2 separate regions of the Homo sapiens genome follow, and region 2 is linked to region 1. Evidence: chromatin contacts called from ENCODE Hi-C or POLR2A ChIA-PET data. All regions are on one chromosome and are shown on one strand. Each heading gives the region's core, a stretch centred on a gene start or an enhancer-like site at or near the end of the contact. The rest is flanking DNA. Distances are from core to core; before and after follow the strand shown. Region 1 overlaps LOC105371618 (a long non-coding RNA gene). Region 2 has its middle 130 kb from the start of TNFSF18.

Region 1 (4,241 bases), core at 1,089-3,588:
TCCCTCATCCATGGGCCAAGGCCTGGAATGGGGGCAATTGGAATACACATGGTTAAGAGTCTTGCTCTCCTGCCTTCTAATTTTCTGTGTTTTATTAAAAATTCATGGGGGAGTGGCCTTTCCTTTTATTTCCAGAGTCATGTCTTTGAGCAGCAAGACTCTCAGGGGGTTTGCCATCAGAGACCCAGGGATCTATCATCTCCACACGATGAGCCATGTCTGTGAGTTGGGTTCTTGATGTGGGGTAATAAAAGAGTTTGGAAAAACCCTCTGTCAGAATATTGGCTTCTGAATAATTCTGTTTTGTATATCAGAAACTGAATATTAGCACATTTTTTTCTCTTTGCATTTCTTTTGTAAAATATCCTGGTATTTCCCCAGAAATGAACTCCTTAGGCTGACTTAATAAAAAAAAAAAAAAGCAAAAAAGTGGGGCAGGTATAATTTTACAAGATCTTACCCACTGCAGGTGTGATGTAATCACATTGATGTAGTTTGAAAAGAATCAGAAACCCTGGGGCTGGCTAAGCATTCAGTATTTAGAAACTGTTTTGGACTATGGGACTGTGGTTACTGAAGCTGACACACTTCCAGGTTTTAGGGCAGAGAGGAACTATCTGAATATTAGCTGTGTGAAGTAGGGCCATTACTTAACAATCCTTCGTTTGTAAAGTTGGGTTGTTAAGATGACTAAATGAGAGGTTCATAAAACATTTATGCTTTAAAAGGTTTAGAAGGTGTTATCGTCATCGTTATTGACATCATTACAGTTGAGCCCTGAACAACACACAAGGGTTAGAGGTGCCAACTCCCCTGACCCTGTGCAGTTGCAAATCTGCATTTAACTTTTGACTCCCCAAAAACTTAACTATTAATAGCCTACTGTTGACTGGAAGCCTTAACTATAACATAAACAGCCATTTTGTACTGTTTTGAATTTTATATGTTATTAATATATGTATTACGTGCTATATTCTTACAATAAAGCTAGGGAACAGAAAATGTTATTAAGAAAATCATAAGGAAGACAGAATATATTTACTGTTTATTAAGTGGAACTAGATCATCATAAAGATCTTCATCTTCATTGTCTTCATGTTAAGTAGGCTGAGACCGAGGAGTTGATCTTGCTCAGGGGTGGCAGAGGTGGAAGAATATCTCTCTGTAAGTGGACCCACACAGTTCAAACCTGTATGGTTCAAGGATCAACTGTACTATTCAGAAGAAGTCCATTGCCTTGATTTGAAACATTTCAAAGCTTAGGTTATTCTAGTTTTGCTAATTTAGAGCACTTCCATTCACCAGAAGCATCTTTGGACCAGCAGATTAAAGATGCAGGGAGCAGCCAATGCCTTAAAGATTTTTAGAAATAATTAAAGACAGCATTAATGAACATATGGACAGTCTGGCTGAAGATGCCACCTTGCATAAAGGTGGCCCAAACCTTGTCAACTTTGCTCTGTTTTAACAGTTTTACATTTATTTAAAGTCTTAAGAGTTTGTGACACTTTTTGATTAAGTGTGATTAATATGAAGAGTGAAATAACTTCTGTAAATATAAGAAATCATTTTTTAACTCTTAGCTAATTCAATGGGATAAATAAAATAGTGAGCTTGATTTCTTTAACTTAAAGCAGTTATAAGGGATTAAAAGTGCCAAAAAATTTTTTAAAATACTATTGGGTTATGAACTCTTTTAGTGACTTTTATGTCTTTTTCCCTTGAAACCTTCACATTTTCTTTAATGACATCTGTTATTTTTATTATCACAAAAAAAGATAGAGAAAAGCAAAATGACAAAAGATATTATACAACTGGGTTTTATATCTTAAGATAATAAACACATTCTAATTATCACCTAAGGACTGATCCTCTGTAGGTATGCTTTCTATTTTACCAATCTGAACTTGCGGAAATTAAAACTTTTTTTGGAAATGGCTTAAATTTAAACAAAACATCATGTTAGCCTCAAGGCAGGATGTTGTTGTTAAAGATTAGTTTAGAAACACTGATCTCTGTGTATTGCTGCATTTCATCAATATTTTTTACTTAAGACAGTCTGACAGGGATGTTGTCCTTGGGTTTGAATGAACATGGAAAGATTTTGTATGTGTTTTTTGTTGTCTGCTTTATATATATATAATCACTCATAATGTATAAAATATTCATAACCAGTTAAAATATACGGAAATTTTGAAAAATTAGGCAAGTTATCTTTGCTCTCCTTATCTGCAAAATAAAGAGAGGGTTTCTAAAGTTCTTTGAGCTGTGGAATTCTCCTTCTCTGGGAACTCAACCCAGTAGCTAGCTCTAGGAGGAAGTTGAGAAAAATGCTATTCTCAAGAGTAGCCACATGGTGGTGGAATGATTCCTCACAAAAATGGTATTCAGCTTCCCTGAAAGCAAAATGATTACATCCCAAAATTGAGTTATTCAAGGATCTCAGGAGACATGTGACGAAAGAGAGGAGGCAGCTCTGCGTGCTTCTGGGTCCCAGTGAAAATAGAAACATAATGTTCCTGTACACAAAGTAGTTAGAACTCTACCAAAGGCAATTCATGCAACTTTATTTCCCTTCTGACCTCGTGTTTGAAAGATATTTTTGAGTATTAAACTGTATATTTGTAATGAAATAAAGACCCTCATTTACTGTGTGCCTCTGCAATCTGTATTCCTTTAGCCTCAGTCAGCTATTTCTTGGCCTTGCATCGCCTCTAGCTGTGCCCTAATTCTTCTCCTTTCGTTTTCAGCTAAGTAAACTGTATTCATGACTGTAATTCATTTACACTTCAACACATCACGGTTCGGAGCCTAGACTCACTTCTAAAGGTCACCAATGAACTTTGTATTGCGAAACCCAAGGATGCTTTCTCAGTCCGTATCTTACGCCCTATCTTAAAACCCTCTGGTTTAGTTTCTTGACTCCAATCTGTCCTGGCATTCCTCTTGCTTCTTTGAGTGATTTCTTTCTTGTCTTTTGGGGCTCTTCCTCTTCTGTGTGTCCAGTAACTACAATAACCCAGGTTTCTAACATTACCCCAAAGTCTCCATTTCTTTACATACTTTGCTTGAGGAATTTCATCCTTGTCATTGTTTCATTTATAACTGGAATGACAACTAATGTCAAACTTAATCTTTACCCTAGAACTCATATGTAATCTTTAGCTTGATATGTCCCAGAAGAATCTCAAACTCAACATACCTGGAACTGTCTTCATTGTTGTTCTCTGTTCACCAATGGTTCCTTTATTTCTAGCTTAATTACTGGCATAACCATCTTGTTGCCCAAACCAGAGATTAAATAATTATGTAAGACTTCTCATTGTCCTGGGCCTTCTACATCTAGGCAATCAGCAAGGTCTAATGGTTTTAGCTCATAACTATTTTTTAAATCTGTTTTCAGGCTCATCCCCAATAACGATTTCCTTACTTAGGTCCTTGTCCTCTCCTTGGAACATCGCAATCTGTAGTTTCCTTTCTCCTGACTTGCTTCCCTTAAATCTGGTCTCTACAACGTAAGGAGCATACTTTTTCTAAAAGCAAAACCCAATCATTTAACCTCCTTGTGTAAACATTTTTAATGGTTCTTCATCATTTACAGATTAGAGTACAAAGTTCTTAATATAGTTTACAAAACCCCAAATGCCTGGCTTAGTCTCTCCAGTCACTTCCCATCTCATCTCTCACCAGTTCTTGTTTCACAACATTATAGTCTAGTGCTACCAGGCTTCTAGTTCCTCACCTCCTTCCCACTGTTTATGTCTCTGCATTCATTTATTTTGTTCCCTTTGTCTCAAATTTCTTTCCCACTTTTGTCTTGGTAGCTCTTGCTCATCTTTAACATTCTTATCACAAGATGTCTCAACTAGGACTCTTTCCTTGAATCCTCAGCTAGACTAAATGCCCATCCTTCTCATTCTCACAGCATGTGTTTATCTCCATCTTAGAACTTGACAGCTTTTAATGCAATTGTATGTTTATATATTTTGTACCCTCCAATAAGCAAGAGTCCCTTAAAAAGAGAGATCACATCTATTTGTTTTTCTTGTTCCCAGTTCCTAGTCTGGGGCTTAGTGCATAATGAATATTCAATAAATTTTTGTTGAATAGAATTTAATATTTTTGCGGCTTAGAGTCCCTGAGGGTGCTCTATGAAGTCTACTCCAGTTCTAAGAAAACTAAACTGTGGTTTTAGCTGGGGCCAGCTTCCTGGAAAAGACTTGAGCTGTGCCCTGAAGAGT
Region 2 (4,404 bases), core at 1,851-4,350, 92 kb after region 1:
ACTCAAGTGCATTCAGTCCAATTCTGTGGTTTTTCTACCTCAGTGGCACAATGTGAGAGTTGTTAAATTAATATTTAGTCATAAATTATGAGTGTAAATCATGCCTTCAAATATCATCTAAGCCAGTTATTCCAACCAGAATTATATTCCAGACTGGTAAGATAATGGATTTCTAACATTGAGCCTGAGCATATAGGGGAAGAAGAAAGGTTTTGCGAGAGAGAGTCGATATAACAACAGAAATTACCCAGAGGTCAGAAAATAGATCTTTAGACCACTGGTTTACATGTGCTGGATGGAGTCCTGGTGCCTGGAAAGCTGCACACTACATTGATTATCTGAGCAACTTGTTAAAAGTTCAGATTGCCAGGCTTCCCCTTTTCTTCCTTTGATACTGATTCAGTAGGTCTGTGTGGCTAAAGTGCTGCCCTGATTACAAAATCTGTGCCAAACCAACATCCCCACCCCAGCCAATGTATAAAGACTTCTTGCATATCTGTCCAGCCTGTTCTGATGGTGACAACAGGGGTGGGGGAATTTTCATTACTTAAGGAAGAACTCACTCTTTTTCAAGCAATTATCACCAAATTCTTCCATGCAATAAGTTGAAATCTACCTCTCCTTTAACTTAGTCATTGGTTCAGTTCTATGTTGTACAACAACAGACAACACAGGTGTTACATCTCTAACAGGTTAACTCTTCAAATATGTCACCATTAGATGTGTCCCTCTCTAAAAAACCAAACCAAACCAAAACATGGTCGCTGAAATTTAGGTAAAGGGCCTGAAAGCACTAAACCCAGACTTTTAAGCCCCACACATTGATCCCTGCCCCAATTAAATAGCAACTCATAGTTTATTTTGAATTAACACTTCCTTGCTCACAATGACCTTGAAAATGTGTTCCCCATCCCACCCTTACTATGAGATAAAGATTTGCTGGGAAGTCTCAGATGGTGCGTCCCACCCTCTTCTATGTTATAGTTTGAGACTTGTCAAAGCTCTTGTGTATAATCAAGAGGAAACTTCCCCTGAGAGGTTTTGCATCTGTTAATGATACAAAATCAACATTATCCATATTCAGCCAGTGAAAGAAACCCAGGAGGAAATCTAAGAAAGGATAAAGACACTGCTTAGGGTGAGAGTTGGAGAAGGTGAGGCGCCTATTACATCCCTTTCAAAGAGAATTATTCCATAGCTCCAAAATCTGGAGTGTGCTTTTCAATGCAATTTATATCTTCACAAATATTTAATCTACTCTCAGGGGATATTCTCAAGAGATTAGACATCACTGAGTCAGAACTTAAAAATATCTTGTCTAAATTTACAAGCATCTAACCGAGTGCTGTCACTTTAAGGAAGTCACCTTTGGAGGCCATCCACTTAATTTAAGAAACTATTTTTTCTGAGAGCATATTATAGCCCTGTTCTTTGCTTTGTCTTTCTTTTTTGGGTTACTTCAGAGCCAGTTTATAAGAAAATGTTTATGTTGTTATTTCATAACTTAAATCTTGTTTTGGGCTAAAAGACACTCTTTCAGATTATTTTTCATATGGTTCATCAGTTTGGGCTCCATGACATTCAGCTACTTTCAATAATCACCTTTATAAAACAAAGATTTGCCATCTTTGGGGATATTCAAAATAACATTTCACAAATTTGTAGGCACTGCCTAGGTTCACTTTGTCTTCTCCACCCAACTCCTTGCCTGTCTTTCTGAGGTCTTCCCTGTACTCTGGCCATAGCACTCTCTTGGCCATGGCAGGTGGCATTTGCTAGGCTTAGGATACTTGTTTCCATTCTCTTACTCACCTGAATTTACTCACTTTTAGATTCTGGCCTAAAATATTACTTTCCAGAAGGGTTTTACCTTCTGGCTCCATCTTCCATCTTCCATCACCCATCACTGAATATTTACCTCATGTAAATATTTACTGAAAACATTTATATCACCACACATTTTATTAGCCCTCTAGCCTCACTGCTTTGGGTCTGAGTGGATGTTAGAGCCTCAGGAGACCCTTCATTCCTACAGAGCCTACTGGGGCCCAAGCTGAGTTACAAGCCTGGCCACTGTAGATTCTACCCAGGAATGAGCAGCACACACTTGTTTTTTATCCATACTTTTCCTTCTCCTCTCTCCTTTGCCTGACTCCTACCCCTTTCACATCTTGGCATGGATATGACTTCCTTAAAGACATTGACCTGCTCCCCCTCTACCCTGCCCTTTACTGAATGAAGTTCCCCACCCTATTATGTGTCCCCAAAGCACCTGTGCTAACTCTATCATGACAGTTCTTAGATAGTATGGAAATTGTCTGTGTGGTTACCTGGTGGCTTGTTGCAACATTACAAATTAGCTCCTCAAAGACTGGAACTGTGTCTTGTCGATATGTGAACCTCAGCTAGACACTTAGTAGCTGCTTGGTCAACGACAGCCGAACAAAAATCAAATAGAAAGTTGGATGGAAAGATGGATGGATGGATGGATGGGTGGGTGAGTGGATGAGTCTAAAGAGAAGCTTGAAGGATTCTGGATGAACTGGATGCCTTGTTCCTTCATCTTTTGGATTTTTTCTTAGCTTTTTCTCAAAATGTTTACCTTGTGGATCTCTAGTCTAGTTCTGAAGTGGTGTTAATTGCTTTTATTTTTTTTTTTTATTTCCTTCAGGCTGGGAGACTCCCAAGGAAAACTGACTTAAAGTCCCTAATTTGAACTGGAAAAAGGACCCCATTGATGCAGTTAGTTTCTTCCCATTGATGCATTTAGTTTCTTACTCTTGAGACTGAAAGTTGACCTATTTTTCAGTTGGTAGGTAAGTTGGGAAATTTTTAAAGCTTATGCAAACTTCACTCTTGGCATTATTGGCCTTGAAGAAATGTTACGAAGACTTCTCTTTGGAAAGTGAGTTTGCTGGAAGTAGCAACACACTCCTGTGATAGAGACAAGTATAGAATATTCCTTCCACACCTGTATTGCCTTCTCCAGAACTGCATTTTAACAATTCAATATTTTCTCATTGGCAAGCACTCTCTTGTTGGTTGTATTCATCTCAGGGAGTTACATTTTTCTCTTATGAGTTCGACATTCTTTCAACCGTGTTCTGCCAGTGAGTCATAGGGACCCAGTGCATTTCAGGAGCTATAGACCAGAAGTTGAGCATATTGTTCCAAATACTTGGATCTGCATTTTAATATTGTGACTAAGTGGGCTCAGGGCACATTTCAGCAGAAGGCACTTTTGCATTTTATTGTGGGCAACTTCCTACCACCTCCACCCAGAACAATGAATGGAGTTGAGGTTTTCCCATTTATTCATATCTGGTATCTCTGTGCCAAAGTGACATCCACACAATGTTTTCTCATATTTAAACAACACTGGTCACTTAATTACAGTTTAAAGTTAATTCAAGAGAAGGGCTATATACTAGTAGAAAAATAAGTTTTATCTGGATATTATAATTATGAGGCAATTAGTAATTTCTTGGTGGCTTTTTGGGATCAGTCTCACTACTTCTTAGTCTCACCTTAATCAGTCTCATTAGTTAATTCAGAAAATAATCAAACCTTAACATATGTTTTCACTTTTACTTCTTAGCTGTGTTTTTGGAGCTAGGCAACATGGTACACTCAAAGAATGTAGAAGAATTAAATACCATAAGGTACCCGGTTGCATGATCTCATTACACCCTGTTCTTTGTCTTTATAGCAATGGCACAGTTGGATATTGTGTTTCTTGGTTTATTTACTTTAAATATCTCTCTCCCACTAAACCGTAAAGTCCAGGAGACCCAAAGGTGTGTTTGTTTATCCAAAGTCTAAAACAGTGCCCTCCACATTGTGGGCTCCCCATAAATAATTGATAAACGAATAAAACAAATGATCAGTTAGCATCTACTTAACAGAAAGCAAGCCCATAGAGCGTCTTTTGAATATCTGCAATTGTTCCATTCCAGGATTGAAAGGAGGCCCACAGAGCTCTACATGCCTCTAGTGAGACCCTTCCCAGGCTCCCAAACTCATGTTTAATACTCCTCCAAAACTTACCACCACAAACTGCCTAAGGACTAAATGCAAGAAGGCGCTGTAGTCAGAATCGATCATCTGCCTTCACCTTGGAGTCTTTAGGGCATGCCCTCAGGTTATCCTGCCTCTCTTCTCCTCACACTGCTCGTTATATTTCCTACTTTGACTCCATCTCCCATCTCTTCCCAGGCAGGTCCCCCAAACCCTTTCTCTGGTTTCTCTTCTTATGGTCAAGCCTCAACAATATCTCCAGTATACACAGCCTCTTCTCTCGCAACTCTCTTCATTAGCTTGTCCTAAGTGAAATCCGGGTCTCCTTTAAACATACTGCTTCTCCCACATCCCTTTCAAGTGAAGATGTTTTTTTTCCTCTCATAA

Evidence for each region. A loop is a pair of places that touch in the nucleus more often than their neighbours do. ChIA-PET counts read pairs that join two places held with the same protein, here RNA polymerase II (POLR2A). Pooled maps may share reads with other maps.
Region 2: a loop to region 1 is called in a map of PC-3, with 4 times the contacts of the local background. The contact joins two enhancer-like sites. A Hi-C loop is called at or near these places in 6 of 168 maps with a recorded cell type or tissue (CD14-positive monocyte, IMR-90, PC-3 and 3 more) and 7 of 50 pooled maps. POLR2A ChIA-PET finds 5 or more read pairs at or near these places in 9 of 52 experiments (AG04449, AG04450, BJ and 6 more).

What each region holds. Positions count from the first base shown.
Region 1 is chr1:172,823,838-172,828,078 of GRCh38, forward strand. LOC105371618 (a long non-coding RNA gene) reads right to left here. Exons shown (of 3, transcript XR_007066734.1): 3 at 1,288-1,352. Among named protein-coding and RNA genes, the nearest start is that of FASLG, 170 kb to the left of the region's middle. Within about 2 kb of position 2,339, at least 9 of the 41 ENCODE cell types and tissues checked have a DNase peak (open chromatin) inside an H3K27ac peak, as active enhancers do; they include endothelial cell of umbilical vein, where a contact is called at or near this core.
Region 2 is chr1:172,915,016-172,919,419 of GRCh38, forward strand. No RefSeq gene overlaps it. Among named protein-coding and RNA genes, the nearest start is that of TNFSF18, 130 kb to the right of the region's middle. Within about 2 kb of position 3,101, at least 5 of the 41 ENCODE cell types and tissues checked have a DNase peak (open chromatin) inside an H3K27ac peak, as active enhancers do; they include endothelial cell of umbilical vein, where a contact is called at or near this core.